Regions from separate parts of the Homo sapiens genome. Here region 1 is linked to region 2. The links are chromatin loops, found by intact Hi-C in ENCODE. Cell type or tissue: PC-3. All regions are shown on one strand. Links, peaks and the distances in the headings refer to the core of each region. The heading gives the core; the rest is flanking DNA.

Evidence for each region. Peaks named below come from ENCODE experiments on the same cell type or tissue, not always from the same donor. Only the 100,000 strongest peaks of a DNase experiment are listed, where the experiment ranks them.
Region 1: a loop joins it to region 2, with 3 times the contacts of the local background. A loop is called at or near these places in 9 of 110 quality-filtered maps.

What each region holds. Positions count from the first base shown.
Region 1 is chr3:98,904,712-98,907,634 of GRCh38, reverse strand. It overlaps LOC105374002 (a long non-coding RNA gene), which reads right to left. Exons shown (of 2, transcript NR_189121.1): 2 at 2,239-2,742. Among named protein-coding and RNA genes, the nearest start is that of DCBLD2, 4.5 kb to the right of the region's middle. In PC-3, for the core only: no CTCF peak of the experiment used is centred there; a DNase peak (open chromatin) is centred at 1,194; H3K4me3 peaks cover 726 bases; H3K27ac peaks cover 1,143 bases.
Region 2 is chr3:98,961,408-98,964,330 of GRCh38, reverse strand. All of the region lies in intron 1 of LINC00973 (long intergenic non-protein coding RNA 973), which reads right to left. Among named protein-coding and RNA genes, the nearest start is that of LINC00973, 48 kb to the right of the region's middle. In PC-3, for the core only: no CTCF peak of the experiment used is centred there; DNase peaks (open chromatin) are centred at 1,170, 1,640 and 2,410; H3K4me3 peaks cover 2,500 bases; H3K27ac peaks cover 2,500 bases.

The DNA of each region.
Region 1 (2,923 bases), core at 194-2,693, 57 kb after region 2:
TCTGGGAACTGAAGACTTAGAATTTGACGTGAGGTGAAAGGGAGATGTGAATAAAGAAAATTTGGAAGTATTATCAAACTTCAGATTTAGAATAGGATCCCATCATTTTCTGTTATGGGCAAGGAAACTGAGGTCTAGAGAGATTAGGAGCCTTGCTGGAGGTTATATAGCACTTTCAAGCAGAAATTGTATACAAGAGTCTTATCTAGGGCTGTTTCCATTATCTCACAAAACTTAATTTCTCAGAATCCAAAGAGCATTTCAACTCTGTACATCTAATTCTCAACTGCGTTGCCAGCAAAAGTCCCACAGGAAAGGATACAGGCATATAGCAGGGGAGGCCTGCAGGTTACCTAAATCATATTATCTCAGATATACTAGCATGGTCACTATTCACATTTTACTGCTATGTTAACCATCCATGTATAATTAATTTCCTAATTTCTAGGCATGATAATAATGTTATGGAAGGCAGTTTTCACATGCTTTTACTAAAATCCTTTGAAATCTCCATCAGAGATAAAATACTAGACTGAAGCCTTCTTCTTGTCATGACCCATAAGAAAATGAATTGGTTAATTTCCTAAAGTTCCTAGAAAAACCAAGAGTGTGAGAGAGACTGGGGCAAGAGATGGAGAGAGAGAAAGAGAGTAAGATGGTTGCAGTAGATGAAGATGCAAATGGAAAATGCTAAAAGTTAGTCATGTTGCTGATATATACAAATGTTAATCTTTTAAGAGAAATATTTAACATTATCATCCACTGGCAGAAATTAAATACCTTCTATAATAAATTAGATTTCTGGCACTTTTGCCTTAAATTTGCTATAACAAATATCTTTTAAAAAGTTTATAAGTGTTAAGAAAATATGAGTAATAAACTTAGGAGAGTTGACTGAAATAAGTAACTGAAAAAAGCATACAAGATAAAGAGAAAAATGTGTCCAAAACACTTCTGTTCACAGAAAGAAAGTGTCTTCAGCGGAATTCAGACATTTAGCAGCAAAGTTGGCTGTAAACATTTTCCCAAACAGTCAACAGGACAAAGAAAATGCTCCTGTGAGAACAGTAACCAGATCTTAAGGCTCTGGTCTTTGATGTTTGAAGTATTTCCCCAGAACTGCCACAATCTTCTTTCTCTCCTACCCCACTGGAAGATCACAAAAGTACATTCTTGTTCATTCCCTCTTTCTGTTATCCTGCCAAAAATACACAGTCACTGATAAAGCTCACCAATGATTCATTACATACCATCCTCCTAAGGTTTCCAGTATAAATGCCATTTTTAATGAGCCTCTTTTGTTTCATTAATGCTAACAGACATTTAATAGCAATGATGGGTGCCAAATGATTCTTACGGTACCATTTCATTGAAACCCAGATGTTTCTGCACAGACAGAAACAAAGGCACCAGCCCCCAGGTTCTTTTCCTACATTCTAATTTCCTTAGCAGTTGGCTGAGCTTGGATTCATTTGAAAGTAGGAATAGTAAAATGTAACTATTCTTTTTATATTTCCCCTTTTCCCTATAGATTAATTTGATTTTCTTCATTCTTCCATTTTTTTTTTTTTTTAATGAGACGGAGTTTCACTCTGTCACCCAGGCTGGAGTGCAGTGGTGCATCTCGGCTCACTGCAAGCTCCACCTCCTGGGTTCATGCCATTCTCCTGCCTCGGCCTCCCGAGTAGCTGGGACTACAGGCACCCGCCACCACCACACCCGGCTAATTTTTTGTATTTTAAGTAGAGACGGGGTTTCACGGTGTTAGCCAGGATAGTCTCGATCTCCTGACCTCGTGATCTGCCCGCCTCAGCCTCCCAAAGTGCTGGGATTACAGGCATGAGCCACTGCACCCGGTCTTTTTTTTTTTTTTTTTTTTTGAGAGGGAGTCTTGCTCTGTCACCCAGGCTGGAGTGCAGTGGAGCAATCTCGGCTCACTGCAAGCTCCGCCTCACGAGTTCACGCCATTCTCCTGCCTCAGCCTCCCGAGTAGCTGGGACTACAGGCGCCCGCCACCATGCCCGGCTAATTTTTTGTATTTTTAGTAGAGACAGGGTTTCACTGTGTTAGCCAGGATGGTCTCGATCTCCTGACCTCGTGATCCGCCCGCTTCGGCCTCCCAAAGTGCTGGGATTACAGGTGTAAGCTACCGCGCCCGGCCTATTCTTCCATTCTTTACTGATTAAGAAACATGAAATAAAGAATGAGAAAAAGAGGAAGAGAGATAAAAAATTAAAATTTAGGTTGAGAATCTATTTTTATTTTTAAATATCTTAATGTAGAGTAAACAACCAGAAATACAATAAAATAATACACACTTTTGAAACCCTGTAAAAAGAAGCCAGAACCTGGGCTTGCCTTGTGGAGGAACTGTAGCTTCTTGGAGCCTCTATGTGCTACAATGATGGCCCTCTCCAAACCTATCCACTTTGAGACTTGATTAGAATCCCCAGTTCTGCCCCTGGGTTATGCATCTGGGTTGCATGGGTAAAATGGTCCTGGACAAGTATTGCTCCCACTGCCTCATAAGATGTCATTCCCCAAACAAACCAAGTCCCCAGAAGCAAGGATCATGACAAAGTTGTCTAGAGCAGCATGCAGAGAATAAGAAAGGTAATATAAACTAGAATTCCACTTTACCCGCATTGTCTTAGAAATGAATGCCTATTATATTCCTTTGGTGTGAGGTCCCAGGAGAAAATTTTGATCATTTCAGAGCAGCCTTCTGTCATTGTTTGGCAACTAAGTAGAGAGACAATAATCAGAAGAGAGAATATGGGTGCAACAGCATCAATCCTCTCCCACATCTGTGCTATATTTGTAATTTTCTATATACATAAAGCAATAGGGGGCACCACAAATGTTCTCTAGCCAGACTTCCAGACCCTGTCTTCCAAAGCGAAACTCCGGAAGCTGAGGCATA
Region 2 (2,923 bases), core at 137-2,636:
AAGCTTTGTTGTATAAGCACTGATATTTCAGAATGTCTGTTGCGCCAGCTAGCATTAATTATTCTAATAAGAATACTAGTACCTCAATGTGAAGTGTTGGTATAAAAACAACCTAAAACATATGAATTTGCTTAGTGGGTAATGAGCATCAAGGAAACTGATATCAGCAGCTGAAATGATAATGAGAATGTGTTTTTCAGTGGTGAAATATTTGACAAAACCATCATATGCAGTGACTTGGAAGTCAGCTCATATGGGTATTGAGCCAGGAGTTTAGAGACAAGGGTAGAAAATAGAACTTTAGTACTGTGCATTGGTGGCTCTTATATAAACTCAGAAAGAATTGACCGTGGGAAAGCGGATTGGAAGATAATTTGTAGGGAAAGACCAGAAATTCAGGGACTTTCAATCTGGAAAGTCAACTGCTTCTATACCTCAAAAGTAAGAAACAGGACTAAAAAGGCTTTGAGTGACAAATACCCAAGAAAAACTTTCAGTTCATTCAAGTGTTTCTAGGCAAATTCAGATTAAGGGTATAATCTTCCCATTTAAGCTCAACAGCCCCAAGATAGCCTCAAAAAAGCAAGGCGCATGTATGAAGAAGCACAGAAATAAAGCAGATCTGAAAATCCTATTTTGAAAGCAGCTTTTAGTGTGATTACTGGTATGTAAAATTTACTTGTGATATACAGATCAAAAGCCTCTTGATAGATTGCATTGCCAAAAATACTGGAACATGACCAAAAAAGCATTTGATTGAAAGCAAGACGAACCTCCAAGCTGTTTTCATGTGAATGGCCTGAGAAAGCTATTCAGCATCCAAGGAGGGCATGTACTTCCAATATCCACTTCAGATCCACTGAAGAAGAAAAAAAGATACATCCTGCAAACATCTATAGACAAAGAGATGCCTCCTATAAACAGCATCACAACCTAAAGATTTAAGGAAGCTCTCTCAACCCAGAGTCTACTCCCAATGTCTACTCAGTTGGATTTCAAAACTTCCACAGCCTAATGACCACTGGCTGTCTCCCTTCTCCCCCTCCCCAAATCAGAGTGGGTTCTGCTGTTATCCTGTCCTTTTTGTTCATCATTGTCTACTGGGGAGTGGGGATACTGGAAGAAAACCTATCTTTGTGGTTGTTAAGTGTCTCAATAAGGGAAGCCTCATCTGGACCTAATGGGCAGACTACATTAGGATGTATACACACTCTGAGTCACTGCTGAGGTAATATAAAGGAAGAGAAAAAGTCTCTTCATATTTTAATGATTTGAACTCTTTTGCTATTAGAATTTAAAGCTTTCATTTTTAGATTTTTAATAATTTTGCTGGATTTTGAGAGGAAATTTAGAGATGGTAGAGAACCAAGGTGGATTATTCCTAACTTTGCATCACCAATGAATACTGAGGGAAATGTTTGTATAGCATAAAAGCTGATATTTCAGATCCCAGACTACTGCTAGATGGCTGCACCCCCGCATTATTATATCCTTAGGTAAGGGGTAATTCTATTAGTTAAGATTCCTTTGGTTGCATATGACCACAACCCAACAAAAATTAATGGAAAGAAAAAGAGAAATGAGTTGACTCATCTGGTTAGGAAGCACACTGAGATAGATCATTAACTTGGAAGAGAAGCCACAGAGACCAGTGATTCAGGGACTGAGTCAGGGGCCTCAGGAATACCATGATGCTGTTGTTCTCTGCTTCTCTTTGTATTTGGCTTCTTTATTTTCTACTCTTTGCAGTCTCACTCCATGCATGAATTGACGGCCACTGACAATTCAGATCCACATTCTTACAGGTTGCATGCTAAGCATGAGAAAGTCATTCCTATCTACCTCCCACTGTAAGGTTCTGGAGAATAATTCTGATTGGCCTTGTTTAGTTGATATGTACACTGCTGTCAATAATAACTGTTCTAGTGGATGTGGTACCGCGACTGGCTCAGCCTGATTCATGTATTCAACTATGTGCCTGGGAAGGTAGAGGATAGGAATGCAATGATCAATATGTATACCAGGACCATGTAAAGAAGAGAGGAGTCTGCCAAAGGAAAGGAAATATTGTAGCTATGAAAAGGAAGATGGAAAAGTTGAGTGGGCAGAAAAAAGAGCTACCAGATTCTTCTAAGATAACCTAGATACAAATAGCAATGCCCACCATGGAATGTACCAAAAAAAAAGCATACCTGTGAGCAGAGGCACACACTTTTCAATCTAGGGCAGCCTGACTTTAATCAGTTCTAATGATTATCCAGACTCTTTGTCATGGTTTCCTCATTTCTCCATTTTGAACTACTCCCACTCTTCAGTAGAATACATGGATCCCCTGGGACAAGTAGTATGATTATAATGATATTCTACTGCCTCCTTCTCATTCTCTTCCAGGCTTGGGAGTGACCCCAGATTGAGTTCACATGCTCTCTAAAGCACTAAAAACCACAATATTTATATAAGCCCATATACATTTTTATTAAATGACTAAATGCTTTGTAATTACCAAATACTTTCTAATACCTCCACCAGATTAATGTTTCTACCATGTCACTTTATGTCACCTCTTAATAGAAAAACACATTCTATTTTCTTTAAATCCTCCTGAATAAACTACTAAGTCCAGGCTTTGAAAGCATTCAATAATGTAACTCACAAATATCTTTGCAGTCTGATCTTTTACTATTCTTTTATTCATGCCTTCTTTTTCATACAAAACAGACTACTCCCTGTCTCTAGGATACATATCATTTTTTCATCCCTCCCCATTTATTTACTAAGTCAACATATATTGGTTGCTTATTTATGTGCCAGATACTATTATAAGTCACGGGGATGCAAAGATGAAAACATGAACCCTTTCTTCAAAGAGTTTGCTCTAACTATAGAAGAAACATACATTGTAGATAATTACAATTCTCTGTGA